2 separate regions of the Homo sapiens genome follow, and region 1 is linked to region 2. Evidence: read pairs that join two places in POLR2A ChIA-PET (ENCODE). Cell type or tissue: Caco-2. All regions are shown on one strand. Links, peaks and the distances in the headings refer to the core of each region. The heading gives the core; the rest is flanking DNA.

Region 1 (14,889 bases), core at 5,118-13,117, 82 kb after region 2:
GCTGTCCCAGATCACAAGATTATATCAGCCTCATGCTGGTTAAATCTTCCGTTCTGAATTCAGCAAAATAGAAAGCAGAAGCATAAGGCCCTAGACTAGGGCAGTAATTTGGGTGGTGTCATAGACAGGGGACTGTTTTACTGACAGTCAAAGGTGATGTGTAGGGCTAGCTGATTTCTTAAAACCAAGCAGACTTGGCTTAAAGGTCTTTTTCTGGTCTGGCTGCTGTATCCTAAGGCATTGGATTGTGGAACTGATGGGAGACTTGGGTTTATTGAGGTTGGCTCCTGGGATGTGGAAGTGCATGAGAGATTAGCTAAAAGCCTAATGAATAGATTTCAGGTGATTTCCAGGAATACATATTCAATGTGCCACTTTTTGTTGAAAAATGAATAAATAGAGCATCTGGGAATGAATAAAGCACTGAGCAGAGTGTTTCCCCATTGGCAGAGAGTGAGGAGCCTATGTGTGCTTGGAGCCTCTGGGAGATGCGGGAACAAGGAGCGTTTTGTTGGGATTGAAGAACACTGGGATGCTTTCTGTGCATCACACAAGCCTCTGCACCATCACTCTGAATTCAGCACCGAGATCGTTTCATTTCCAGGGCTTTTTTTTTTTCTTTTCTAAACTCGACACAGCCCTTTGACTTGATTTTGGACCTCACTTTCATGGCCAAAGCATATATCCAGGAGGAATAGTTACCTTTTCTTTTCTTAAAACAGGGACAACAACAGTGTACTGGCTGAATCTTGTATTTATAAAGCGACATTTCCACATCTGCCTTGTGAATTTCTTTCTTAGTCAAGTGGTCATAAAAAAGAGGAAGATAAAAACAAATGAAAAGAAATGGGAGTAATTTAAGTCAAGAATAACTTCCTTTTTATTAGATTTAACTTGAAACCAAGTATCATATTTATATAAATACTGTGGAAAATATTTAACCTATTCATAAAGGTTAAGTAACTAACTGATAAGCTTTGTAGGAAAAGTATGTTTAAATGCTCCCATTAAACTATAACTGGGCCAGGCAATTTTTCAAGTTTTCAAATACATACCTTTAGGAAAATGAATAGAAATGTGAGGAACAGGAAGAATTTCTCGTGAACAAATACAATGGCTCATTGTACAAATTATTGCTACTTTATGTATCAGAGGGCACAGAGTGAGTCAAAAAGTCAAAATAACAGGACTTAGAAGAAAGTCTTAATGATACAATTCAGTCTTCAGTAAAGACTAAGACAAATTACTTCAGCAGCTGGCTGAAGAAATCCAAGGGCAAGATATTTTAGCTGGTGCTCTTTTCCTATAAATAATACACAAAATGATTAGAAGATTGAGGGGTTTGGAGAGGTACACAGAACCGTGAGACTGGAAAATGTTTATATGAATACAGGTTAGATGATGACACCTTTTTGTAGATTTCCTCTTTGAATAGAATGAAATTATCCTCCAAACCAGGAGAGTCTGAGAGTGAAAGGGGACAGGATTAATAACTATGCCAGGATAACAGGCACAACCCAGGACTGTTATGAGAAAATTGGAACATGTGTCCACCCTTTCTCTGAATCTATTTTTAGAGCTAACAATTTAAATATGTAGAGAATTACATAGGCCATTATCTTTGTTTTTGTGGGAGCTGAGAGATCCTACATCTTTAAGGACTTGTGCTAGTTCTGTTGCATTAGAGAGAAAAATGCTCACAAAATGATCAATTAAAAAAAAAGTACAACTAAAAATGGAATCCTAAAGTGGCCTCAGCTGCCTGGTGGGAGCGGGTGAAGGGAAGCCTAGAAGCAGGTCTGGGGAAAGAGCCTGCAGTGCTCCATGGGGAAGGAGAGACAAGGTCGGGTCACTCTGCTCATCACCGGAGGCTGGCATGCTGCCTTTCTAACAGGACCATCCAGCTCTCAGCGCTCACCGTCACCAGACAGCGGCTGCCGAGCAGATGGAGCCCGCACCTGTGCATACTCTCTGTCAAAAAGACTTCCCAGAAGCTGTTGTGTCAATAACAAGGTCTCAAAAAATATATGCCCCACAAAACCACCCACACTAAAGATCATTCTTGAGTCTGATTTGAAAACTAGGGTCCAGCTCTGCAGAGCCATTCAAGTGGCCAGATGCCACCCTCATAGCCAGATCCATAGGTCCCCTCCATCATGCCAGGGAAAATGCTCCACTCACCACACTCAGCTTCTGCTTCCGGTTTCAGTGTACTCTCTGTATTGGAGGGGTTTTAAAGCTAGAGGGGCCTTCACCCACTTACTGTCATTCACAGATCTGAATATGGAGATCTAGAGGGGAAAGCGATGTGCCCTAAGTCAGAGTAGAGTCAACAAGAAAACAAGACAAGCAATGACCATGTCCCTAGTGTATAAGGGTCTCTGGAGAGCTTCTGGGGTTACAGAGATGAAGAAAACATAGTCCTATAGTTCAATCTAGCAAGGTAGACAGTCTCTTTGTAGGCGGGACCAGGCTTCCCTGCAGCAGAAGGAAACTTGAAATCAGGGTAATGAGCCCCACCAGGGACGGGCCATCACGCTGCCCTGAGAGGATCATGCGTGGACACGGGGCTTTGACTGGCTTTGACCCTCTAGCTATGCTGTAAGGCCAGGTGGGACCTGCAGTGGCCTGAGCTGGGGGCTGCCGTGAACTCTTTCCCCTCTTCCAAGGCACTGTGTTAAGTAATGTCACTTTATATTTGCACAGCAAAATCAGGGACACAGTTTTCTAGAATTTGCGGTGCCTTTCCTCCCCCAGCATAATGGATGGTTTGCCCTGGTTGGCGAGCCCTTGTTTGTGTTAGAGGTGGAACACTCTGCAGGGTTCTGAGTGGTCAGTTGTGACCCACATACCAGTAGAGAAAAGAGGAAGAGCTGTGGAGCCCTCAAGAGCCATGAAGGACCTGCTGCTCACCACGAAATGCCTCCTCAACTGCTGCTGGCCCACCTGTGGGCAGCAGTAAGTAGTGATGTACAGAATCCTGGGACCAGTGCCAGTGACCCTAGGGATACTATGGGTGAGCTGGGCGTGCACCGCTGTGATGGCCTCTCTGGTCAGGAGACGACACGCAGTGAGAAGGAGGGAAGGGCTGGCCCAAAGGGCTTCAGTCTAAGGTGAGGCCCACAGAAAGGCCTGCGCCAAGATGCAGCCAGCAGCCCACACCAGTGGTAGCTACCTGTTATCCATGCTGGGGCCAGTCCTTGATTGCTCCAAACACTCTGCTTGAAGGTTCTAATGGAAATGAGCAGGTCTTCCGATCAGGACCTAACCTAGGCGAGCTTCTGAAAAAAGCATGAAAAAGCAGCCTCCTGAACTTCCCCAAGTGACTGATGTGAAGCACATCCTGCACGCTTCACAGCATGGAGATCTTCCAGTGCACACCACGGACGATGTGAATGACAGCATGGACCATCAGCAACCCACAGAGCTGCCCGACCAAGAAGTTGTAAATCAGACGCCACACACACACAAAAAAGACAAGATGGCCTCAAGTCCCCAATATTCGAACTGGAGTAGGCGAGTGGCTTCCCTGGTGGCTCACGCTCTGCTGAGCACCCTTCATCTGCACCAGGAAAGACGACATGGAAAATGAGGACTTGGCAGTGGAGGGGAACAGGGAAGCAGAACAGGGTGGTCCCCCAGCATCGTGGCCGCAAGTCCCTCTGAAAGCATGGATGACAATGGTAATTTAGGTGCTTCCTTCGAATGTCCCGAGGGAAAGACTGGTAAAGCAGACATACGATTGTGAGAAGAAACCCAAAGGAGTACAGAACTCACAGCACAAGCCCAAGGTCTGCTCAGCGAGCAGGTCTCTCTGCAGGGTTCAAGGGCACAGCTGGAGAGGGACATCCCGAAGCTGCAGCCAGTGGTTTCCGATCTGCCTGAACTGCCCTGAAAACACATGAAGCAGCCTCAGGGGGAGTCCATGGAGAAGGATGTCTACTGCTTGCACCTCAGAGACTTCGTAAAGTGCAGGAAAATGGGAACTGCTCGTCATACCAGCAAGCTTTAAGAAAAGATGTGTCCCCAGACTTGGCCCAGGAATTGAAGGATGACACAGTTTTCAGAGGGAGATCCTCTTCTATGAGAAAACAGCCCAGGACGGCTGGATGACAGCCACGTCCACTGAGATAGCAAGACCTCTGGAAAGAAGATGACCATAATAGGCAGAAGCCAGCTGATTGCGAGGCCAAGTTCCACCCTTTCCTGAGCGGCCCTTTGGCTCCTGGGGATCCACCTGCAGCCCACAGGGGCCTGGAAGTGCCGGGGGACCATGGTCCTGAACACCCAGAGACTTGGCAGAACATCAGCTGATGCTGCTCCCTTTAAAACACTTTTGACTGCTCTCTGGTTTGGCTACTGTTCGTTAGTTGATGCTGAAACTGTTCTTACTGAAGTTTGATTGATAGCCTTAGACGGTAAGGTACAAATAAAGATGGTGTAATATAAAAAAAAATTTTTTTAAGTGAAAGGAACCTTGTGGTGCAGGAAACCTGAAAAACAAAACAAACAAAAAAACTGAATCTTTAGCGGGTTCACCAAGAAGTGAAAATCACATACAAACCTATCGCCCAGAGGCAACCATGATTGCCTTTTGTTTTTTACCAATTTAAAAATTTCTATTCTTATTAGATGTATACAGTTTTATATTGATGTGATTCTACCATATGGGTTGCTTAATAGCCTGCTTTTGGTCACTTTAATTAATGTTAATTTGTTATTATTAATGCTGTGAATATCTTTGCATTCAATGAGTATGTTATTTTCAGAGGCTGTACAGTATTCCATCTAGTTCAAAAAGTCCTATAATTTATTTAACCGATCCCCAATTTATGGACATTTGTTTCCAGTGAAATATAAACAACACTCCATTAAAAGTGTAGAGCACTTTTTAGTATATTCATTTGGTTATTTCTGTAGAATTTATTCCTAGAAGTGAAATTGCTGAATTACAGAGCATACATATCTAAATACGTATATATGTTTTATATCGATTACAAATATATGTATTACTATTTTAATGTAAATGATTTTATATGTATTTAAAATGCCAATGTGAATGTATTACTATTTTAATGCAAATGATTTTATATGTATTTAAAATGCCAATGTGATTGTTAGTTTTATGGGTCAACTTAACTGGGTTAAAGGATACCCAGACAGCTGGTAAAAGATTATTTCTGGGTGTGTCCGCAGGGCGTTTCAGGAAGAGATTAGCATTTGAATCAGGAGACTGAGTGAGGAAGATTTGCCTTCCCCAGTGTAGATGGCCATCATCCAACCACTTTAGGGCCCTGATACAACAAAAAGGCCGAGGAAGGGCAAATTTGCTCTCTCTTCTGCAGCTGGAACATCCATCTTTTTCCCCCATCTTCAGACATCAGAACTCTAGATTTTCTGGCCTTCAGACTCCAGACTTGCTCCAGCACCCTCTGAGCCCCATTCTCCTCTCATTCCCAGGCCTTCTGCTTCAAATTGAGGCTGACAACATTGACTCTCCTGGTTCTCAGACCTCTGGATATGAGACCTCTGGCGCAACTCACCCCTGGCTTGCACCAAACATTCTTAAAATGTTTATTGGGGTCAGGTGCAATGGCTCGCACCTGCAATCCCAGCGCTTTGGGAGGCCAAGGCAGGAGGACTGCTTGAGGCCAGGAGTTCAAGACCAGCCTGTACAACAAGGTGAGACCCCATCTCTACAAAAAAAAAAATATGTATATATATATTCAATATATATATTCATTTATTTTTGAAACAGAGTCTTGCTCTGTCACCCAGGCTGGAGTGCAATGGCACGATCTTGGCTCACTGCAACCTCCACCTCCCGGGTTGAAACAATTCTCCTGCCTCGGCCTCCCAAGCAGATGGATTACAGGTGCCCACCACTATGCCCGGTTAATTTTTGTATTTTTAGTAGAGACAGGGTTTCACCATGTTGGCCAGGCTGGTCTCGAACTCCTGACCTCAGGTGATCTGCTCGCTTCAGCCTCCCAGAGTGCTGGGATTACAGATGTGAGCCATCATGCCCGGCCTGCAAAATATTTAAAAAATTAGTCTGGCGTGGTGGCATGCACCTGTAGTCCTACCTACCTGGGAGGCTGAGGCCAGAAGATCGCTTGAGCCTGGGAGGTCAAGTTTGCCCTGAGTTATGATCTTGCTGCTGCACTCCAGCCTGGGCAACAGAGTGAGACTCTGTCTCAAAAAAAAAAAAAAAAAAAGAAACAGTTTTTTGGCTGTTGGCAATTTTTATGTGAGTTGCTTGTACCTGTCCTATAGGAATTTGATATTTACTCTCTCTCAGAAAGAAAACCCTGCAAGACAGTCCTCTAAGTCTGTTGCTTCTCCTGCATTTTCCTATTAGCAGCACTATCTGTGTAGTTGCCCAGGATAAAGACCTCAGTTTTGGTTTTCACTGCTCTCAACTTCTACTTCCACTCCAAAACTCAGCCTGGTTCATTTCATTTCTGAGATGTTTCTCAAGTAGGTTCTCTTTTCCATGTCCTCAACCCCTGCTCTAGTTCAGGCCCTTCTCTTGTTTTAATTAAGAGGTTCATGGGGATGAAGACCCGAGGCCAGAGTTTGAGTCTCCCCAAGTCCCATAAAGGTACTTATTATTTCCCTTGCTGGACTCTTATTCATCTTTGAATCTGTAGTGCCTGATGCATGATCAAGTACACATAATAGGTCCTTGATAAACAAAGGATGAAATTGTTTTTCTCATCTCCTCTCTCTCTTCAATGAATCCTCTATGTTGTTATAATTATCTAACACACAAATATGATTATGTGATTTTCCTTTTAAGAACTGCTGTGGCTGGGCTTGATGGCTCACATCTGTAATTCCAGTACTTTGGGAGGCCAGGGCGGGAGGATTGCTTGAGCCCAGGAGTTCAAGACCAGCCTGGGCAACAGCACGAGACCCTGACTCCAGCTTAAAAAAAAAAAAAAAAAAAAGAAGAATTGTTGCTAGTGTCTCACTGCCTACAGCAGGGTTTCTCAATTTCAGTACTACTATTTGGCCCAGGTAATTCCTTGGTGGGGGAGGCCGTCCTGTGCATTACAGGATGTTCAGCAGCATCCTTTGCTTCAACCCATGGATGTCAGTAGCACTTCCCTCCCTCCTCCCCTTGGTGAAGACAACCAAATATGTCTCTAGACTTTGACAAATGTTCCCTGGAAGGCAAAATTGCCGCTGGTTGAGAACCACTGACCTACGAGAAAAAGTCAAAACTTAGTTATCATGTCATTCACGACCTGGTCCTAGGCCACCTTTCCCGTCTCATTTCTTGCCTCTCCTGTACCTTCGTGAACGTGCCATGTACCTTAGCGCTGTGTCTTTTCATGTCCTGTGCTCTCGGCACTTCCTTGATTAGGTGGACCAACTGCTACAACCCATAGACAAACGGGTGTTGGCTCAGACACAACTGGTTTGTTTTTGCTCACCTAACAGCGCTCTTTGGTTGAACGCGCTAATGAAACGGACCCCTTCCTACTCTTTCAGCAGTTAAGCGGGCCCGAGACTCTACCAACTTCAAAAACTGTTTCCAAGATGGCCCTGGGGATCATCTCCATTTTACCTAATGAAAGGAGAAAGGACATTGAGAAGAGCATGAAGAAGAATGTTATGGCCAGGATTGAAAAAGCTACACATCCCTTGCCGTCTCATTCTAATTGGTTAGAACTCAGTCATATGACCACACTTAACGGCAAAAACGGATGGAAAACGGTTTAACTGCGTGCTTAGAAGGAGAGCAGAGGTTTTCCTAATCAGCTAGCACTCTCTTCCACAACCTACTTATTAGTTCAGCAAAATTATGGTTATTCTTTCAAGCCCAGCTTACATGTCACTCCTAGGATTATAAATTCGAATGTCCCCATGATATACTATTTTACGTTCTTTGCTTTTTCTAGTGCATATTACGGTATGATTAGTTATGGCATAAAAATCATTTTTTCCTCATCAATTTCTGGGACAGTTCCTGGTAGGTGGTGGGTATATATTTGTGAGAAAAAACAATGAGTAGTATTTAATTATATATTTAATATCATCTCATGAAAATGCCTCAAGGACACACTGAATTTTATTGTCGTTGTTGTTGCTCTTCTAGACTCTGGTCTACGCACCTGCACTAATACAAAAGTGAGCCAGAATTATTTGCAATTTCTGGCAGGACTCTAGCATCATCTGAGGCCTAGGAGAAAAAGGATGAAGTTCCTTTTAGAGACCTGCTTTCCCAGTCTCCCCAAGCCTCAGGCATCTGCCCTACAGGCTATCCACAGATTTGTTTTCCACCGGCTTTCCACACCCTCCACTTCCCCTCCCAGCACAGTTCCCTGTGGGCTCAGTGACTTAATCCTCCCACAGAAGATCTGCATTTAAAAGGGAGTGGGCTGGGCGCGGTGGCTCATGCCTGTAATCCCAACACTTTGGGAGGCTGAGGTGGGTGGATACTGAGGTCAGGAGTTCGAGACCAGCCTGGCCAATACGGCGAAACCCCATTTCTACTAAACATACAAAAATTAGCCGGGCGTGGTGACGGGTACTTATAGTCCCAGCTACTCGGGAGGCTGAGGCAGAAGAATCGCTTGAACCCGGGAGGCGGAGGTTGCATCGAGCCAAGATCGCGCCACTGCGCTCCAGCCTGGGTGACAGAGTGCGACTCCGTATCAAAAAAAAAAAAAAAAAAAAAAAAAAAAAAAGGTAGATGAGTGAGGAATCACTGGCTAGTTAGTTATATTGGGAAAGACCTAGGGGTCCTGATTTTAAAAAGGGCTAAAATGTTGCAGTTGTTTTTTCAAAAATCTACATTTGCAGGGTCTGATGTGGTGACTCATGCGTATAATCTGAACACTTTGTGGGGCTGACGTGGGCGGATGGCTTGAGTCCAGTGGGCGGATGGCTTGAGTCCAGGAGATGAAGTTTGCAGTGAGCTGTGATGGTGTCACTGCACTCCAGCCTGGGTGACAGAGTGAGACCTTGTCTCAAAATAAAAATAAATAAATAAATAAATAAATAAATAAAACCCTACATTTGCACTTTAGCATTTCCCTAGGAAACAAAAGTAATAATTAGATAGAAAAAAAGTCTGCCATGTAAAAATTCTGTAAAATTTGTAAAAAAAAAAATGGGGCTGGGTGCCATGGATTATAGCTGTAATCCCAGCACTTTTGGAGGCTGAGATCGGAGGATCAGTTGAAGCCAGGAGTTCAAGACCTGCCTGAGCAATATAGTGTGACCTTCATCACTACAATAAAAAGAAAAAAAAAAAAAAATCAGTCAGGCATGGTGGGATATGTCTGTAGTCCCAGCTACTCAGGAGGTTGAGTTGAGAGGATCACTTGCCCCCAAGAGTTAGAGACTGCAGTGAGCTATGATTCAGCCACTGCACTCCAGCCTAGGGGACAGAGTGAGACCCTGTCTCTGGAAAAAAAAAAAAAAAAAGGCAGAGGGGAGAGGGGAATTTTGTACCTTAGAAATGAATAATCTTTGGAACTCTGGCTATATCTATCACTGCCAAGGTAAACAGGGATAAGGCCAGGATGTGACTTTGATGCCTGGTGTTCTTATTAACCAAAATGGAGTAAGAATGAAAGTACTTTTGCAGCAAATGTTCAGGGGATTTGAGCACCCATTTAAGGCTGTAACCAAGCCAGAATTTCCTTTTTGAGGCTGGGCAGAATCTGGTCCAAAAACCATGAACAACAGGAATGTTTCTGGTAATTTTTCTCAAATCCACCAGAGGGTTCCCACTGAATTTTCTGACAAACTTAGCCTATACACTGCATCTACAAGACAAGGGAGCATTTATGTAAAGTGTTTCCCCCCGACCTTAGTTACTTTGACAATTCCAACCCTCACTTTCTCCTCTGCTCAGATTGACATCTGAGAAGCAAGACCACAACCGCATACCATTTTATAGATCAGCCTGATTAAAACCAGTTCTCCCTATAGGTCACATCATGTACAAGACACACGGTTTTTGTCAAGAGACCAGCTACCAGCAGAGAAGGTTTTGATGCTATTGCTAGTAAGAAATTAGTAACTAGATCCCTGGTCTCCTTTACGCCAACTTTATAATTATACTGTTTGAGTGGTAAACCAGATCTTTGCGCCAAGGGTAATTTAGAAATTCTAGATCTGTATTCTCTCCCCCCTCCTCCTTTAATGTTCATCCTTGCTGCCTCTCCATCTTCTTCCTTCAAACATATAATTTTCCTCCACTCCCTCCTCACCCTGGCTCCTTGTTTCTGTGACCCTCTGTCACAAAAGGACAAATGCTTCTTGTTCTCCCTCATCCTGGGACATCATGGGTAACAATCAAGTAAGTGTATGCAAAAATCTAATTCAGGAGTGTGTCCTGGCTCTGCAAGGGCATCACCCATGTGGGCTCACCGCTTGCCTCTGGGACTGAAGGTTAACATATGGCCTTATAGTGAGCTTGGGCTGCCCATGTGTCTGCATCCAGGATTTAGCCTCTCTTTTCTAAGACTAGCTCCACACGGGAGACTACTTTCTAGAACTCTTGAACTCTTCTTGATTCTGTAAACTTTTCGTACTCAGAGCTCTTTTGATATAGAAACATTTGTTGGCCCAGGTGCAGTGGCTCATGCCTGTAATCATAGGGAGGTGGGAGGGTCACTTGAGTCCAGCCTGGGCAATATAGCAAGACCCCATCTCTACAAAAACATTTAAAAATTAGCGGGTGTGGTGGTATGCATCTGTAGTCCCAGCTACTTGGGAGGTTTAAGTGGGAGAATTGCTTGAGCCCAGGTGGTTGAGGCTGCAGTGAGCCATGATTGCACAACTGCACTCCAGCCTGGGCAACAGAGAGAGATCCTGTCTCTTAAAAAAAAAAAAAAAAAAAGATTTGTTATATATTAAAACTGGCTGGGTATGGTGGCTCATGCCTGTAATCCCAGCACTTTGGGAGGCCAAGGCAGGCAGATCACCTGACGTCAGGAGTTCGAGACAAGCCTGGCCAACCTGGTGAAACCCCGTCTCTACTAAAAATACAAAAATTAGCCGGGCATGGTGGTGCGCACCTGTAATCCCAGCTACTAGGGAAGCTGAGGCACGAGAATCTCTTGGACTCTGGAGGCAGAGGTTGCAGTGAGCCGAGATCGCGCCACTGCACTCCAGCCTGGGCAACAGAGTGAGACTCTGTCTCAAAAAAAATATAGATTAAAAACTAAAACCAGGGCTTTCCCGGTAAAAATGTTCTGGTCTCACTTGAGTTTTGCATCATGTTCTTCCTTCCCTGTTTTCTTCCTTACCCGCACCCCTACTGGTACAATTGGTTTCCTCTCACCCCCTCTCCTTTTAACCTATCTTTTGAGATGGGTTTTTTTAAAAAAACAAACCTCTTAAGTATACCTTGAAATCCTAAATTTTCATTTTAGCTGAAAGTCATCCAAACCATATGCATTTCAGTTGAATACTCCTGCAATTGGCCTCACTCTGCCAAAGACTTTTTTTTTTTCTTTTTTTGTTAACTGACCAAGTTTCTTTAGAATAAGGCTGGAATCATATTCGATTCCTCCAAGATCTTTTGAGGGATCACCATCACCAAGTTCCAGATTGTTATTTCATGCAGTGCGCTGTGGTTGTTTCATTCTGCTAACTTGGGAGTATTTCTCCTGCAGAATTGCTCACTCTTCTTTCTTTGTGCTTTTTCCTTTTACTCTCCCTCCCCTTTGCTCTTCTCTCAGGTAGACTTTGCCTGGTTTGTCACTCGGTTTGTCTGGTTTGTCTCGTGTTTCCTTCTCTCTCATGAACACTAATCCTCTGCTGAGAAGTCAGGCGGGTGGGTGGCTGCCATACAGCCTCTGTGCTACAGAGGAATAGCCAACATTTCCCTCAGAGACAGCTGTTTTCCATTTCAGGAGTATCAACATTGTGGCTTTGTTGATTGTCTTTTCACCTCCAGGTTTGGCCTTGTTTGTAGCTGAAACATAACTATTTTCCCTAAGCCTTTCAGGGCCACTGCTCCAGCTCTGTCGGCTGCAAGCCCTGTGTGTGTGTGCATCCTGCCATGCAGACACCACCGGAGTCCCCATCAGTCACACACCCCTCCAACCCAGGGGAGAAATTAAGGCAATTGTGCTAAGGCCCACTGGTGAGGAAAATTGGCTGATCAAATTATTACTAAATGGCTTTTCCAATCTTCTCATTATTCTGTGAGAAAGGGGTGATTTCTGCAGCTTGTCAGAGCCTGGTCCCTTGTCCAGAGATAAAACCAAATCCACAAAAATCCTGTGAATGGAGAGGTTTGGTGGCTATACCTTGGAAACAAACCACAGGACCTAATTCAGCAGGGCTGCCCCTTGGTACAGAATGCAACCAATTTTTGCCTGTTTTAAGTGAAAGCATCCCAAGATGGGAAAGTATATTCTGAGAGTGGAATGCTTTGTAGTTACTGGTACTTAAGGGATGGTGGGCGTGTTAATAAATGATTGTGCTTCTCAAAAGTTATCCCTTTCTGCTCCCGGGTTACTTCTCCTGAGGGAGTCCAGTGATAAAGATCATTAATATGTTTCCTGTAACTGAATCAAAGGGAAGCTTTGCTATCTGCATTGTGTGTGCCAGATTACGGTGTCCACTTATTAACTCTTTGATAGTCATAATGACCACAGAGCTTTTATATATATACATATATATTTACATACATAGCCACAAAGACATATGTATATATTGCACATACATCACATATATATAAAGTCTTCGTGTATATTTCTATTTGTCTGTATTTTCTTCTTTAAGAGTCAGGATGTTGTTTTGTTGCTCAGGCTGGAGTGCAGTGGTGTGATCATAGCTCACTGTAGCCTACTGCTGGGCTCAAGCAATCCTTCCTCCTCAGCCTCCTGAGTAGCTGGGACTATAGGCATGTACCACCACAACTGGCTAATTGTATTTTACTTTTTGTAGAGATGGGATCTTGCTGTGTTGCCCAGGCTGATCTTGAATTCCTGTGCTCAGGTGACCCTCCTGCCTTGGCCTCTCCAAATGCTGGGTTTATAGGCGTGAGCCACCGCGCCTGGTCTGTCTGCGTATTTAACCTGGATCCGCAAATACCTGTGTGAATGTGGATATGTCACTTGATGTGTCTGTTTCTCAGTTTGCCCATCTGTAAAATGAAGGAGTTGGACAAGCTGGGGTGCTTGGTGATGAGGTGCTTCTGCCTCCTGTGAGACTACTGTGTTCCATTTCCCTCCTCCAGCACAGTTCCGGTCACATGATCGGCTCTCAGTGCAAAATGATGTACCAGTGCATGATAGGAACCACAGGATTGCTGAGATTATGTCCAGTGCTAAGACTCTGTGATTCTTTTGTTTTTAGACAATTTGGCCAGGAAGTGACCAGCAATGGAAAAAGGGAAATAATCAGCACATCTGCATGTGTGCCCATCTCAGAGACACAAACTGTGAATAACAACTCACTTGGCTTCATAACCAAGACCTACTCTGAGGAATTGCATCTCTTCCTTGGAGACCTTGATTGGCCTGCTAGGTTAAAGGCAAGGGACAGATTTAATCTAGATTGACTTTAGCAAGACTTTTGACTCAGTCTTGGGCAACATACTTATCAATAAACCTTGGTCGAGGCCCTTTTGCCTCTCACCCAGTTTGCTTATTTACCTCATTCTGACACATCTTGCATATGGCTGCCAACTTAAACCTCTTAAATGTCACTCTCTTTAAAAGTTAGGAGTGGCTCTCAGAGGCCTTTCTTCTGATGATTTCCAAGTCCCTCACCTTGGCATTCAGGCTTTATTGGGTTTTCTGCCACCTTTTCCTTCCAACTTCATTTCTAGGAGTCTCCCACAGACCTGTCTCTCAAATAAGAACAATCTTCTAGTTGCTTTTTCCCTCCCAGGGGTGCCCCCCACCACACCCTGTGCTTGTTCTTGCTCCAGGTAAACCCTGAATACTTTCTGATACAAAGCCAATGATTCCTCCCTGCATCCTGATCCATCCTTTAAAGCCCAGATCAAGACCTGTCTCCCTTGGCCAGGCACAGTGGCGCATGTCTATAATCTCAGCACTTTGGGAGGCCAAGGTGGGAGAATGGCTTAAGCCCAGGAGTTCAAGACCAGCCTGGGCAGCATAGCAAGATCTCATCTCCCAAAAAATAAAAAAAAAAAAAAAGAAAATTAGCTGGGCATGGTGGTATATGCCTGTAGTCCCAGCTACCTGGGAGGCTGACGAGGGAGGATCACTTGAGCCAAGGAGTTGGAGGTTGCAGTGAGCTATGATTGCCCCACTGCACTGCAGCCTGGGTGACAGACTGACTGAGAGAATGAGAACTTATTTCAACAACGTCAATAACAACAAAGAACCTGTCTCAGCCATTAAGGTTTCCTGATGAGCCTGTTTTGGAGGGATCTCTCCTTCCTCTGGTTTTCTGAGTCGCTGTAGACTATAGACACTATCTTGCCCTTGTTCCTACTAGGCATTTCACTAAATTCTTGGAGGAGTCTGAGAGAACTTGGGGGTGCTTGAGGAACCCAAAGGTGTGAAGTAAAAGCTGGAAACCAAGATTGCTGGGAAAGTTCAGAGAAAGTAGAGATTACTTCGTTTGTTGGAGATCACATGCAAGGTAATGATATAGGAGGTAGAAAGAAATTAGGCAGAGAGTGAGGGCAACAGAGTCCTTGGCAGAGCTTCCCTTTTAGCAAAAAAGCAGCCCAAGAAATTATTTTTTTTCTAACAAAGAGCACCCTGAAAAATCCAGCTGCAAAAATAGATACTGGAAACTTGCATGGGGGAATGCTGGCAGCTGTGCCAACAGAAAAGGGCTACCTCGGGACCAGGAATGTCCAACATGGAAGCTCCATCTTTTCTTTTTTTTTTTTGTTACCACGTGTACTGTTACTACGTGTACAGTAAAGCA
Region 2 (16,112 bases), core at 5,027-13,026:
TCTTTTTTTTTTTTTTTTTTTGTAGAGATGAGTGGAGTTCTTGCTATGCTGCCCATGTTGGTCTTGAATTCCTGGCCTCATGTGAGCCTCCCACCTTGGCCTCCCAGAGCACTGGGATTACAGGTGTAAGCCATTGCTCCTGGCCCTATTTTTTCTTGAAAGTGAAGAGTAGAGGATAAAGAAAGGAACTGGGTGGGATAAATATTGGAGATTCAAGCAAGGGGAGAAAAAGGCAGATGTGTTGGAAAATGATAACTTCTTCACCCTTCAGCCTAATATAGGAGCTTCTGGAAACCAAAATACTATACAATCAAGTGACAATGTAACCAGGTTGCAACCAACCTGTAACCAGCTTGGTTTTTTTCTTTTTTGAGATGGAGTCTTGCTCTGTTACCCAGGCTGGAATGCAGTGGCACGACCTCGGCTCACTGCAACCTCCGCCTCCCGGGTTCAAGCTATTCTCACACCTCAGCCTCCTGAGTAGCTGAGATTACAGGCGCCTGCCACCACGCCGGGCTAACTTTTGTATTTTTAGTAGAGATGGGGTTTCACCATGTTGGCCAGGCTGGTCTCAAACTCCTGACCTCAAGTGATCTACCCACCTCAGCCTCCCAAACTGCTGGGATTACAGGCATGAGCCACTGCACCTGGCCTAAATAATTTTATTAGTATTAATTAATTAGTTAGTTTAATTTTTAATTTTTTTTCCCGAAATCTCTTATCTGTCACCCAGGCTGGAGTGCAATGGTGCAATCTCAGCTCACTGCAACCTCCACCTCCCAGGTTCAAGTGATTCTCCTGCCTCAGCCTCCTGAGTAGCTGAGATTATAGATGCACACCACCATGCCCGGCTAACTTTTTGTATTTTTAGTAGAGATGGGGTTTCACCATGTTGGCCAAGCTGGTCTCGAACTCCTGACCTTGTGATCTGCCTACCTCAGCCTCCCAAAGTGCTGGGATTACAGGCATGAGCTGTCACACCTGGCCAATTTTTTAATTTTTAAATTAAATTTAATTAATTAATTTTTTTGAGACAGGGTCTCACTTTGTCATCCAGGCTGGGGTACAGAGGTATGATCACAGCTCACTGCAGCCTCAACCTACCGGGCTCAAGTGATCCTCTGGCCTCAGCGCCCCCAAGTAGCTGGGACTACAGGCATGAGCCACCATGCTAAGCTAATTTTTGTATTTTTTTATAGAGATAGAGTCTCTCTATATTGCCCAGGCTGGTCTTGAACTCCTGGGCTCAAGCAATCCTCTTGCCTTGGCCTCCCAAAGTGCTGGGATTAAGGTCATGAGCCATCGTGCCCAGCCTTAAATAATTTATCTTTCTCCCTCCTCCCTCAGCCTAAGGTAATTATCAAATGAAATAATTCATCAGAAAGAGTTCTGTGACATGTAAAGCCCTGTAATAATGTGTTGGTAATACTATGGTGATAATGGATATTTTTCACAATGGGTATGCATGTGACATGCTGAGTTATGGAGGTATGGACTCAAGGGACAAGGAGTGAAATTGCCACATGTCTCAGGTTGGGGTGGGGGCTTGGGGTGGTAGCTGTGATCAGGGTGCTTGGGGTGGTGGTTGTGGTCAGGGCGAAGGTTGAGGGGAGGGATCTAGACAGCCTGGCCATATTGTTTTTGGAAAGAGCGCTATACAATGTTAATTTCTTCACTGATGAGTCAATGGATGAATGAAAGGATGTCTTCTTTAAACTGCTGCACGTTGGTGGGTAAGTGAATCTGTCCAAGGTAGATGGGAGACTGAAGAGTCAGGGAGGTCAATCTGGTGGGCAGGGGGGCCCATAAGTCAGGCAAGCCTAAGTCTGCTCCTTGAGCAGGTTGCTCAGCCTCTGTGTGGCTCATATCAGCTATCTCAGAGGGTTAAATAAAAAGACATACACAAAGAGGTCGGGCACGGTGGCTCATGCCTGTAATCCCAGCACTTTGGGAGGCCGAGGTGGGCGGATCACCTGAGGTCAGGAGTTCGAGACCAGCCTGGCCAACATGGTGAAACCCCATCTCTACTAAAAATATAAAAAATTAGCCGGGCGAGGTGGCACACGCCTGTAGTCCCAGCTACTCAGGAGGCTGAGGCAGGAGAATTGCTTGAACCCAGGAGGCGGAGGTTGCAGTGAGCCGAGATGGAGCCACTGCACTCCAGCCTGGGCGATGAGAGCAAAACTCTGTCAAAAAAAAAAAAAAAAAAGAAGAAGAAGACATACGCAAAGTGCCTGGCACAATTCTTTGCACAGAGTAGCTACTCAACAAGTGGCTATTACTGTTACCACTGAGGCAGAGTTTACACATCATCTCATCTCAAGCTGCCACAAGCAGACACGATTATCTTCTTGTGAAGAAATCTCAACTTCCCATTTATTTTCCTTTTTTCCCTCCTTTATTGAAACTTGGACTTTTAAGAATTTTGGTGCATGGATAATTTGAGGTCCATTTGACACAAGGAGAAAGTTCTGACAGTCGCTTTGAGTCTTGTTCTGTATGAAGCCACAGTGGTAGCAATGTGCTCCCCTGATAAAAAGCAAGAAACATGGTGCATTCCATTAAAGGAAAGAGGCATTAACTTTCCTCCCAGCCTGGTTACTCGGGACATTAATCAGCCCATAAAAATGGGATTAAGTCAAGTCTCAATTTAGCTCTGCAGTTTACCTTTAAAATGTAGCCGCGCTTTGTGTTTTAATATCGGGTGATCACATTTTAGATGTAATGAAAGAGCAAGGATATTTTCCCACAAATTTTCATGGGGATTCGTGACTGCAGATGGGACCCTCCCTGAAGACATAATGAACAATTATGCAATCTGGGGAATGGCTTTGGAGAAGCAGTTCCAGCTGGGGGTATATAAAGTGAGTTTGCTAAAAGCTGTGTAAATGAGGGGCTCCAAACCTGCCGTCATGTATTTCACCCTTTATGACCTAATGAATATGTTATATTATCATGAGCCTATCAGCTTGAAACTTTGCTTTTGCTCTGAGTCCCCCGAGGCAAACAGATGGATTTTTAAATCCTTCCTCTTAAAGTCTTACTGGATGGCAAAGCCTTTGCTTAAATGTGGAGCCTGAAATTATCCCGAGTTCTAAAGCATCCTTATTGGCTTTGAAGGAGCTGCTTTGACTCTATCCTAAAGGTTTGCTTTTTTTTTTCCCTTTTAAATTTTTCCTTCTCTAGGATATGATGCTAGAAGGGACCTCAGGGATGATTCCAGGCCAGAATGTTGACGGCTCCCAACCAAAGAGAAAAATTCAGATTATAGTGAGTTTTCTTAAGAAACTACATTTATTCATTTAAATGACTGATCTTTACTTTGAAGTTTTGTTTTTCTCCCTTGTTGGTATAAAATATCTTATTTTATTATCATTAATTAATTAATTAATTAATTTTTTTGAGACGGAGTCTTGTCTTATGACCCAGGCTGAAGTGCAGTGGCACCATCTCGGCTCACTGCAACCTCCGCCTCCTGGGTTCAAGCAGTTCTCCTGCCTCAACCTTCCGGGTAGCTGGGATTACAGGTGCCTACCACCATGCCTGGCTAATTTTTGTGTTTTTAGTAGAGATGGGGTTCACCAAGTTGGCCAAGCTGGTCTCGAACTCCTAACCTCAAGTGATCTGCCTGCCTCGGCCTTCCAAAGTGCTTATAGGTGTGAGCCACTGCCCCCAACCCATGTTTTTTTTATTGGACAATATGTCTAAAAGTATTTTTTAAAAGAAAGATAAAGCTAAAACGTTTTTGAAAAGAGCTTTGTTTTAAGCATTTTTGGTACAAAATCCAAGAGCCTGGGAAGCAGTGGTTTAGTGTAATCTCTTCATTTTACAGATGAAGAAGCTGAGGGCGAGGCCACTGTGCTTCCCCAAGGTTGCTGTATGAGTTGGGGTGGAAATGGGCCAGCTCCAGCCTTCTGCCTCCCAGCCTGGCTTCTTGTCCTCCACCAGCTGTCACTCGGAAAGTGAACAGAGAAGCCCTTGCCACTATAGTGGACAAGGGAAACTGTGGATACAGATTCCAGCAGTGAGAAAGGTCATTAGAGTTCTCCAAGGGCACAGCTTTGCAGCATGTCATGTCAAAAGCAGGGTGAGCCTCACATGCAGGCGAGGCTGCAGCTCTGAATTATACTCAAAGGTTCTGGAAATGTGCAGGCTTGCAAATGTTTCCTCTACTAGCCTGCAGTACCCATGATTACAACATTGCCACTCCTCTCCTTTGATTGGGCCTTTCTCTCTCTAATTTTCTTTTTTTTTCTCTCTTCCAAGGACATGTTTTCCCAGGACATGCACTCATAAATCTGTATCAGTCACTAACAATCTCGGGATGAACAAGTTCACTATTGTCGACTTTGGAAACTAGCTAGGAGCTGGAATTCTGATGGGGAAATAAACATCATTTTAGATCCAGGAAGTTCAGAATGAAAATGAAAAAGCAGATCTAGATGGAATGCTTCTAGAAGGCAAAGGAAGGTGCAGTGGACAGAGGTGGTGTCCAGGCCCTGGCACTGGTAAGAGATGCCTAGAGGCCAGGAGTTCACTGGATGGTGGGTGGATGGACAAAGTGAATGAACTTGGTCATGGTGTCTAGGGCCATTTATCTGGCAGGAAAGACTAAACTGAGAATGTGAAATCTCTGTGAGCAGGAGACTTTCAGAACACTTGACTCTGTCCCCAGAGGGAGTCCCAAGTTCATCAGCTTAGAGCAGGGGGCTTAGGCCCGGCTTTGCCAAGATTGTCAAATGCTCTTTTTATTGAAAGACATCCTTGAAGACAATTGCAACACACCCTGTGAGTAATTCCTTATGGCAGAAGTCAAGGCCAATCTATGCATGTATCTCTGATTCAAATGGCTGTTGTCATTTGGGAATAGAGACAGAAATGAAAGGGAAGGACAGCAACATCTTGTCACTAGGCTTGCTTTAATGCTTGATATGGCATTCAATGCCATTAATAAAGCTTCTGTACAAAAAACGAAGTACCCTCCAACCCCCGTTAAAAGAGCAGTTCTCAACTGGGCTTGGTTGAGAATCCCAGCACTTTGGGAGGCCAAGGTGGGCCCATTACTTGAGGTCAGGAGTTCGAGACCAGTCTGGCCAACATGGTAAAATCCTGTCTTTACTAAAAATACAAAAATTAGCTGGGCATGGTGGCACACACCTGTAATCCCAGCTACTCAGGAGGCTGAGGCAGGAGAATCGCTTGAACCCAGGAAGCGGAGGTTGCAGTGAGCTGAGATTGTGCCACTGCACTCCAGCCTGGGCGATGCGGCGAGACACCGTCTCAAAAAAAAAAAAAAAAAAAAGAATAGTTCTGCTGGAGCAGACCTTTCGGGGGTCTAAAATAAAGATTTTCAAAGGCTACCTACAGGTACTCGGTTTCAGTTTTGTTTTTTTTTTTTTTTTTTCCCACAGACAGGGTCTTGCTTTGTCACCAGGCTGGAATGCCATGGCGTGGTCATAGTTCAGCCTCCTGAGCAGCTAGGACTACAAGCATGCACCACCATGCCTGACTAACTTTTTGTGGAGATTGCATCTCACTATGTTGCCCAGGTTGGTCCTGAACTCCTGGACTCAAGTGATCCTCCCAACTCAGGCCTCACAAAGTTCTAGAATTACAGGTGTGAGCCACTGCACTAGGCCCCAGTTCTCTTTAAGTATCATAGGTCCACTAGGCAGACACTCCATGCTATAGATATTCTTCAGTAGATTCCAAACTTTCTTCTTACTACATGAGCATTTGAGCAAAATTAGAAACTACAGATAAATAAAAAGAATATAAAAACCACTGTAATGTCAACACCCAGAAAACTTAATACCCAGGGACAACCACTGATAACACCTTGGTACTTGTCCATTAGTATCTTTTTATAGACTTGGGGATATGTGGACAAATGTATCTTATAGAACCTAAATCCCTGCTATAATCTGAATGTTTGTGTCCCCCTAATTTTTTTTTAATTTAGATATGGGGTCTCACTCTGTCACCGAGGCTGTCATGGCAGCCTCAAACTCCTGGGCACAAGTGATTTGCCCACCTCAGCCTCCTAAGTAGCTGGGACTACAGGTGCACGCTACTATGCCTGGCTTTTTGTAGAGATGGGGTCTCACTCTGTTGACCAGGCTAGTTTTGAACTCCTGAGCTCAAGCAACCCTCCTGCCTACACATCCCAAAGAGCTGGGATTACAGGTATGAGCCCCTTCACTATTCATGTATTGAAATGGAATCCCCAGTGTGTAATCGTATTGAGAGATGGGGCTTTTGGGGAAGTGATTAGGTCACATGGGCTCCACCCTCATGCATGGGATTAGTGCCCTTATAAAAGAAGCTTAAGAGAGGTGTTGGCCCCTTTCCTCTTCTGCCCTGTGAGGACACGTAGAAGGCACCATCTATGAGGAATGGGCCCTCAAGAGACACCGAATCTGATGGTGCCTTGATTTTGGACTTCTCAGCCTCCAGAACTGTGAACAGTCAATTTCTGTTGTGTACTAATTACCCAGTCTAAGGCACTTTGTTATAGCAACTTGAATGGACTGAGACAATCCCTGGTCTTTTTTCTTTTTTTTGAGATAGGGTCTCACTCTGTCACCCAGGCTACCGTACAGGGCATGAGCATACCTCACTGCAGCCTTGATCTCCTCGGCTCAAGCAATCCTCCCATCTCAGCCTTTCCAGTAGCTGGGACTACAGGTAAGCACCACCACCACACCCAGCTAATTGTTTTATTTTTTGGTAAAAAAAAGGGGTTTCACCATGTTGCCCGTGCTGGTCTTGAACTCCTGGACTCAAGCAATCCTCCTGTCTCAACCTCCTAAAGTGCTGGGATTACAGGCATGAGCCACTATGCTCAGCCCAACAATCCCTGATCTTAACGGATTTTGTTTGCCGACAGTGCAGCCCCTGCAGAATACCATATTGCTGCTCACCTCTGCAGCCACTGCCAGACAGCCTGTACTGGAAGGGTAAGGCCTTTGGTGGTGGAGGATCTAAGCTGGAGTCCCTGTTCCTCCAGTCCCCAGCTCTGTGATCTTGGGGGTTGGTCCCCATCATCAGAGCTACCATTTGTTAAGAACCCATTATGGCCAGGCGCGGTGGCTTACGCATGTAATCCCAGCACTTTGGGAGGCCGAAGTTGGCAGATCATGAGGCCAGGAGTTCGAGACTAGCCTGACCAATGTGGTGAAACCCCGTCTCTACTAAAAATACAAAAGTTAGCCTGACATGGTAAAGAAAGGCTCCCGAGTGAACAGAATTGATGCTGCTTTGCAAGCATGAATTACAATCTTTGACATGATTCAGCAGGACTCAGGCTGCTGAGCTCAGTCACGAGTACTCCTTCCCTTCCTGCTCCTTCCCTCCTTCACCCTTTTCCCTGTGCTGTCCAGCACATCTTTATTCTGGGTTGTGCTGGACACAGGGCAGGCATGCTGATCCCCATCAGAGAGGATTTTCAGAGACCCCACGAAACAGGGAGACGTCCAGGGCAGCAAGTATCCCATGGGGGAAAAGTGCCACTTAGATTTCGTGTTGGCTGAGCAGGCCACTAGATGAAAGGGAAAGGCATCCGATCATTGAGTTCAGACAAGCCCAGGCTGGCTTTTCAGGACAAACTCTAATCTCATTTGATGTGTTCGATTTTTTTTTTTTTTTTTTTTTTGAGACAGGTTCTCGCTCTGTTGCCCAGCTAGAGTGCAGTGGTGCCATCACAGCTCACTGCAGCCTTGACCTCCTGGGCTCAGATGATTCTCTTGTTCAGCCTCCCAAGCAGCTGGGTCTATAGGTGTGCACCATCATGCCTAGTTTTCTTTGTATTTTTTGTAGAGATGGGGTTTTGCCATATTGCCCAGGCTATGTCTTCGATTTTTAATGCAAGATTCTGATGTACCTGGGAAAAGCTCTCTAAAACCCAGTGTCGGTTCTGGAGAGGTAGAGGCAAAAGATAGAAGAGTTGCTACTGTTCAGGCTACATAGTGCATTTCCTTTAAGATACGACCTCTTATTCAGACAGCTAGACCAGTCGTCTATATTAGTGTATTCTAGATAGAGAGCTATTTTTTGTTTTAAAGGAATGCTACTTAGAAAGGTCATCAAAAGGTCATCAAACCTCTTGTTTATTTACTGGTTTTGAAGATCAAGTTTCCTGTTAATAGATGTTGGACTCCAGTAGAGGGCAAGACTCTCAGTCTGGTTCCCAACAAGAGGATTGAAATTGGCAAAACAGGTTGAAAGGAAAGGGTAGTTTCTCCTTTAAGTGGAACGAAGCATACGTGAGCAGAATTTAATTGCTTACAGTTCCCAAGGTCTTTTCCCCCCTTTTTTATAGAGCTGAAATCCCTCAGAAATGGTCCAAGATCCAAATAATGTTCTTATCTGTGGTTTTCTTTGGAGATCGTTCAGCAGTAGACACAGATATCCAGACACGTACCCAGCTCTGTTGTAGGGAGCTCTATATATGGAGGGGGCAGGTGTTGCCAAATGGTAAAACACTGCTCGCTTGCCTCCCCTGTCAGTCTCAAAATGGAAAACTTATTTTATTCACAAATGTGACTTTAAAAATGCCAAGTTCCAAGATGCCAATATAAATTTGATATATTTTGAACAAAGCACACCCAAATTACTCTTTGATCACACTTTATCTTTTCAATGAAGATGGGAACTCCAGCATGGAGTGCCAGAAAATGGACTACAAGACATCGTCTATACTCAGCAGCCAAGATAGTGTTTCATGAAGCCCACTTACCTGAACGGGGTGCATCTAATTGAAGCATTTAGCCTTCGGTATGGGTTTGTACTTAACAGCATCCAAATGGTTGTTCTTTCTAGTTTTATTAAAGGAGCCGGATCCTTCTCATAAGTTTTCCATTAATGGGATTATAAGTTGATATAATTTTAAGTCTAAGAATGCAGAACTGGTATGTGGTAAACATAAACATGTGTTTGGTGTTAGATGTAAACTAGTGTAGCCAAAGTGGGCAAGTGCTGTAAACTTCAAACATAAAACAGATGTAAGGTAATTAGAGGCATGAAAGTGATGACAACGGCAGCGAACTGTAGCAATAAATGGATTGTTAGTTTAGGCAGGCATCACTGTGGCCCTGGTGGATTTATCACGTTTCTAGCTGCTGTGTGAACTTGATGTTACCCTTCTTTTTGAGAACACAAGTGTTGCTTTTTTAAAATTCAAAGGCAGGAAGTACAATTCAGAAGGATGCAAATGATAGGCTTCATTTTCTAAGTATGTCTGAAAAAGTTGATTGGCATTGCCTATTTTAAAATGCATTAACTAGTTGGCGGGCAATTTAAAAATTTTATTTCAACTCATTCTCTAATCTTAGGAGCAAACACTTAGACCACTTCTGGAGAAGTTCAACTGGCTTGTAGACAAAGGGCACAGCCTAGGCTTCCTCCCAGTAATTTCCTTAAAAAAATTTTGTTTTTGAGACAGGATCCCATACTGTCACTCAGGCTGGAGTGTAGTTGTGCAATCCCAGTTCACGGCAGCCTTGACCTCCTGAGCTCAATGTAGTCCTCCCACATCAGCCTCCCAAGTAGCTGGGACTATAGATGCATGCCACCATGCTCAACTAACTTTTTGTATTTTTAATAGAGATGTGGTTTCACTGTGTTGCCCAAGCTGGTCTTGAACTCCTGAGCTCAAGCAATCTGCCCACCTTGGCCTCCCAAAGTGGTGCCATTACTCTGTGTGCAGGTGACAGGGGTATATTTTAAGGAATATTTTTAGCCTTGGAGCAAGTTTTATAGTTGAGTACGACCAATGTGGAAAAAACTCTTTCTGTGCTTTTCTGATACCCAACAAGTAAAAAGCTAGAAGTCTTGGATCTGGTGGGGGATGAGACCTATGGTATTTTCCTCCTAATGTACCAAGTGAGAAGAACAACACTTTTGGCTGAGCTCTTTGTCACTGGAAATCACTATTGTCTTCTGTGGCAAGTTACTTTTAAGTTAGTCGGACCCAGATCAACCCAACTCTGATGCCATTACTGAGTATTAAATTCAAGTTTTAAAAATCATACACCAGCACAATGGATAAAGATCTTAATTCATTTTTGCATCAATTGATATAAAAATGTGCCCTTTGTCCATGTGTCAAGCTTTGAAGGCATTGAAGGAAGATGGCTGTTTAATGATGAAGATGAAGAAGAGCCTGAAAATGCTAAAGAGGAAGAATGATAACAGCTTGTTATTGGCAGGACAAAGGGGCCCAAACAAAGGAAGGCATTGCTATGGTTTGAATGTGTGCCCCAAAGTTCTTGTGCTGGGAACTTGATCCTCAGTGTCGTGGTGCTGACAGGTGAAGCCTAATGAGGGGTGTTTGGTTTATGTGGGTACTGCCCTCATGGACAAATTAATGCTCCTATTGTGGGAGGTGGTTCCTTATAAAAGGGTGAGTTTGTCCCTCACCACCTCTTCTTGGCCTTCTGCCTTCCTCCATGGGGTGACACAGCAAGAATGCCCTCACCAAATGCCAGAGGCTTGACCTTGGACTTCCCAGCCTCCAGAACTGTGAAAACATAAATTTCTGTTCATGATAAATTACCCAGTTTTAGGTATTCTGTTGTAGGATCACCAAATGGACTAACACAGGCATGCAGTTCAAACCACTTTTTATTTTAAAGTGCAGCCCCTTCTGGGAAAATGAAAGCATTGTGTGGTGGTTTTTTTTTTTTTTTCCTTTTGTCTTGTTTTATAGAGATGGGGTCTTGCTATGTTGGCCGGGCTTAACTCAAACTTCTAGCCTCAAGCAATCCTCCCACCTTGGTCTCTCAAAGTGCTGGGATTACAGGTGTGAGCCACTGAGCCCACCCTGAGAGCACTGTTAATGAAGTGGCCCTCTCTTCTTTTATGACACCTAGATTGAAAGGGGACATAACTGTTACATCCAGCCAGAACCTTCAACTCTCAACCTGCAGCCATAATATCATTAAGCCTCATAAAATTATGAATGCTCACCACTCCTTCCACCATTGCCAGTTTCCAATTTTAAAACAAGTAAAATACTCCTTTCAGGAGCAATATTTCCTCCACTTTTCAGGGGTTGGTGTCTATCTTAGACAGAAGGGAGCTGGACTTGGGGTTAAATGACCTGCAAGTACTAATTTTTAGGAAAGTGAAATGCTCCGAGCCTCAGCTTCTATCTTGGTAAAATGGGGATAATAATATTTGTCCTTCCTACCCTCAAGTTGCTGAATGAAATGATGAACATGAACATGCTTTGTTAGTATTATTCTTGCTGTGTGTTCATGTTGTTATCTGTGTGGAAGGCTCTTCTTTCCTGCTCTACCCAGCCAACTGCTATAGTGCCTTCGAGACCCTGTTAATATGTCACTTCTTCTGCTGTTTCTTGACTTCTCTCCAGGGCTTTCAGGACATTCCGTTTCTATGTTTCTAGCTGTTATTGCACCTACCACATTGTGTTGTCATTGTCTATTTACATGTTCACCTCTCCAATTGGACTCTGAGTTCTTTGAGCTCACAGCCAGTGTCTTATTCACTTTTTTCCCTATTTTTCTTTCTTTCCTTCCTTCCTTCCTTCCTTCCTTCCTTCCTTCCTTCCTTCCTTCCTTCCTTCCTTCCTTCCTTCCCTCCTTCCTTCCTCCCTCCCTCCCTTCCTCCCTCCCTCCCTCTCTTCTTTCTTTCTTTTCTTTTTTTGTCAAGGTCACTGTTGCCTAAGCTGATGTGCTGTGGTGCCATCATAGCTCATTGCAGCCTCCGACTCCTAGGGTCAATGGCTCCTCCCACCTCAGCTTCCTGAGTAGCTAGGACTACAGGCACACATTACTGTGCCTAGCTAATTTTTTCCCTTTTGTTTTTTTGACACAGGGGTTTGTTCTGTTGCCCAGCTGGAGTGCAGTGGTGTGATCACAGTTCACCATAACCTCGACCTCCAGGGCTCAATCGATCCTCCCACTTCAGTCTCCCGAGTAGCTGGGACCACAGGTGTGAGCCACCATGGATGGCCTATTTTATTTTATTTTATTTTAATTTAATTTTATTTTATGATGGAGTCTTGCTCTGTCACCCAGGCTGGAGTGCAGTGGTGTGATCTCATCTCACTGCAACCTCTGCCTCTGGGGTTGAAGTGATTCTCATGCCTCAGCCTCCCGAGTAGCTGGGATTACAGGTGCACACCACCACGACTGGCTAACTTTTGTATTTTTTAGTAGAGATGGGGTTTCACCATGTTGGCCAGGCTGGTCTTGAACTCCTGACCTCCAGGGATCCATCCAACTTGGCCTCCCAAAGTGTTGGGATTACAGGTGTGAGCCACCACACCTGGCTGCCAGTCCATTTCTTAAACGTCTTTGTAACACCTTCAATGTAGAAGACATGATAATCAGTACTTATATATTGAATAAATAGGTCCTTACCTTTATCATAATAATTTTCCTCCATTTTTAACCACTATAATAGTCCAGGGCAACATCAAATACGTATTGCTCCCCTTTCTGCATTTATGTTCATATACATCAATTGATTAATAAAATTTCACTTATAAAGTATGGCTGTGGATACCACTTTTGGCAACTATTTGTAGTTGAGAAGTCATGGGACCATTATGGCTCCTGCCCCATGTTAGTCTAAGAAATTATTGACTTGGCACGGTGACTCGCACCTGTAATCCCAGCACTTTGGGAGGCTGAAGAGGGCAGATCACTTGAGCCTAAAAGTTTGGGACCAGCCTGGGAAAGATGGTGAGACCCCATCTCTACAGAAAGCTGAAAAATTAGCTAAGTGTGGTGGTGCATACCTGTGGCCCCAGCTACTTGGGAGGCTGAGGTGGGAGAATTGCTTGAACCGAGGAGACTAAAGCTGCAGTGAGCTGTGTTCATGCCACTGTGCTCCAGTCTGGGTGACAGAGTGAGACCCTATTTCAAAAAAAGAAAGAAATTTCATCATTTAATTCAAACGTTGAAGTTTGTTGTTGTTGTTGTTGTTTTTGAGAGCGTCTGCTATTGGTGCCATGTGGCAAAGATATTGTGAAGTTATCTTTAATTTCTGGCTATGTTAAACTTTTTTTGAATGAAAAGAACATGGTGAATAATGCCTTGTATTGGCACTCAATATGTATTTGTTAATTCATTTTGAACTTAATTAATGCATACTATCTATTGCACTCTTTCTGATGTTAAAGGGCAAACCGTGGGGGGATACAAAGCTGAATAGATATAGTGTGGTTATAGAGGAGCTTAAAGTACAATTTTGGAGATAAGACAACACACTTAAAACATAACTTTCAATAAAACTCTATGTCAATCAAGCACTCTAGCTATAAATTGTGAGATGCGGTAAATCTCTTTGAGGGAAAATAATAATCCTTAGGTTCTAACAACAGGTCGTTTGTATGAAATTATTTAAAGATGTAAAATATTATACATATATTTATATGCACAAGATAAGACAGAGGAAGACGTAGGGAGGGAGAGAAAGAGAGGAATGTTTTGATTAAATAACAGACTGCTGAGTCACGTTTCCTGAGTTTAAATCCCACTTCTGTTACTGGCTGTGTGACCTTGGGCACAGTTTTTTGATCTCTTTAATTCTCAGTTTTTGGTGAAATGTGAACAAGAATAGTCTTCTTCATGGTATTATTGTAAATATGAAATAAGATGTATGTAAAGTACTGGACACACAACTCATATGCACGGAATTTTAAGGTTTTTTTTTTTTTTTTTTTGAGACAGGGTCTTCCTCTGTTGTCCAGGCTGGAGTGCAGTGGTGCAATCATAGCTCCCTGCAGCCTCGAACTCCTGGGCTCAAGTCATCCTCCTGCCTCAGCCTCCTGAGTACCTGGAACTACAAGTGTGCATCACCATGCCTGGCTAATTTAAAAATTTTTAAGAGACAGGGTCTCCTTTGGGAGGGCGAGGCGGGTGGATCATTTGAGGTCAGGAGTTCGAGACCAGCCTGACCAATATGGTGAAACCCAGTCTATACTAAAAATACAAAAAATTAGCAGGGCATGGTGGCAGGCGCTTGTAGTCCCAGCTACTGGGGAGACTGAGACAAGAGAATTGCTTGAACTCGGGAGGTGGAGGTGGCAGTGAGCCGAGATCGTGCCACTGCACTTCAGCCTGGGCAACAGAGCGAGACTCCATCTCAAAAAAAAATTGAAAAATAAAATAAAGAAATAAAAAAAGAGAGTCCCACTATGTTGCTCAGGCTTGAATTTTACGTATTAATATCTAATATTTGCTAAGCACCTGCTGTGTCAGGCAGTGTTCAAAGTTTTATTATCATTATTATTAATTTTATTTCATTTTATTGTTTTATTGAGACAAGGTCTTGCTCTGTTGCCCAGGCTGGAGTGCAGTGGTGTGATCACCGCCCACTGTAGCTTCAATCTTCTGGGCTCAAGTGATCTCCTACCTCAGCCTACCAAGTGGCTGGGACTACGGGCATGCACCACCAGGCCTGGCTAATTTTTTAATTTTTTATAGGGATGAGGATTTTCCATGTTGCCCAGGTTTGTCTTGAACTCCTGGGCTCAAGTGATCTGCCCACCTTGGCCTCCCAAAGTGTTGGGATTACAGGTGTGAGCCACCGCACCCAGTCATTATTATTTATTATCTCATTAAATCCTCTCAGCAATCCTTGAGTCGGTGTTTGTTTCACAGATGAACTAACAAATGTGACTCTTTGCACAATGTTACCCATGTGAGTAGCTTTTGCTCAGTAAATTATTCAATCGTTCATTAATTGAATTGTGCAAATGTCATGAGTGACATATCTAATGTACTGAGCACAAAAATACTGGTATGTTAAACGGAGTGCAGCCCTACTGTTTGTTGTCATGTGTTTGTACATGCCTGGTGCCTTTCCCACTTCGGAAGTGGGGCAGAGAACCCAGGGGAACAGTCTGAGGTAGGCTCTGGATTTGGGGCAAAGGCTGCCATTGTCATCTAATGACAGTGTTCCACAGTTAGAGCTGCAGTTGCTGGAGAGCAGCTTCTCCCTTGTAATTAACCGTTTGGCTGCTGAGCCTAGGGTGGCTTTGAAAGACACCCAGGTGACAGTGGGGTGCCTGTGGTCCCAGACTGTGGAATTACACGGAGTCAAGAGCTAAATAGCCTCTCCCATCTACTCATTTTCTCTTAAATTACATGTGATTAGGAATATAATTACCACTCCTTACTCTTCCCCCTCAAAACACTATTTTCCTTTCTTCGCACAGCGCTTTGATAGGGAAAAAAACAAACCAAGGTTGTGCTCAGCGGTGGGCAAGGCTGAGGATGGGAGCGAGAAGCCAGGCGGTGACAGAGGGGATGGAGCCCACCCTCTGTGGCACTGGCGAGCTTGGAAGTTCAAAAACAAAAAAATCCAAGGGCAAGAGTGGTAATTAGAAAATGTATGCAAAACGCTTTGATTATTGAAATCGTACCTGCCTAGGGGTCCTGGGAGAGCCTGAAATGATATGTGTGCTCACGTTAGAATTACAAAGCTCAGCTGTTGATCTTCTTATTTTGGGAATGTCTATCCCTCTAATTACTTTACAGTCCAAATGATTTAAAAAAAAAAAAAAAAAAGAGCAGGGAGCAACAGACAAGCCCAAATTGCTGTGTTTAAAGGAGCAGGGCTGTCTGTTTGCGTGGGGCTGTCTCCCTGTAATGAGAACCACCGCTGAGAGCTGTTTAGACAAACGGGCTCAGCGCTCCGGAGCCGCGCGGGCCTCCAAATGCAAGGGTTTGTTCTGCTGGGGCAGCGTCTGTCGCGAAAGCAGCGGCGGGGAGGAAGCGCAGAGCTGTGTTTTGAATTAATGGGTTCAGCTTCATGTTGAGCACAAGTGGGAGGCTATTTTAGAGAAACCTTCCCAGGCCAGCCGTCACTGATGTGGCAAACTCAGCCTCTGGGCAGACCGGCTGGAAATAGAAACGTCTCCGCTTCACGATGGCGCACGCCCGGACGTCCCCTTCCGAGAGCGGGTCCCCTTTGTCCCCCGAGGCCCCGCCGCCCTGTGTCACGTCCCCACCTCGCTCTGGGTCCACTGATCTCTTGATGCACGCGTCCCATCAGCAGCAGCCGAAAGAGGGTGCTCGGGCGGGAGTGAAATCCCTGTGAAATGTGATCAAGAACACAAAATGCTGAGGCAGCTCCAG

The links. Peaks named below come from ENCODE experiments on the same cell type or tissue, not always from the same donor. Only the 100,000 strongest peaks of a DNase experiment are listed, where the experiment ranks them.
Region 1: POLR2A ChIA-PET joins it to region 2 with 10 read pairs; 3 of 35 experiments call an interaction of 5 or more read pairs at or near these places.

What each region holds. Positions count from the first base shown.
Region 1 is chr10:28,788,452-28,803,340 of GRCh38, forward strand. All of the region lies in intron 2 of LINC01517 (long intergenic non-protein coding RNA 1517), which reads left to right. LINC00837 (long intergenic non-protein coding RNA 837) reads right to left here and starts at 7,599. Exons shown (of 2, transcript NR_038376.1): 1 at 7,443-7,599; 2 at 860-4,493. In Caco-2, for the core only: no CTCF peak of the experiment used is centred there; no DNase peak of the experiment used is centred there.
Region 2 is chr10:28,706,469-28,722,580 of GRCh38, forward strand. It overlaps LOC107984170 (a long non-coding RNA gene), which reads left to right and starts at 6,650. Exons shown (of 3, transcript XR_001747283.2): 1 at 6,650-6,687; 2 at 8,647-8,775. LOC105376470 (a long non-coding RNA gene) reads left to right here and starts at 1,561. Exons shown (of 4, transcript XR_001747282.1): 1 at 1,561-1,733; 2 at 3,187-3,270; 3 at 3,833-4,087; 4 at 4,267-4,498. RefSeq lists an enhancer at 15,516-16,017. In Caco-2, for the core only: no CTCF peak of the experiment used is centred there; a DNase peak (open chromatin) is centred at 5,479.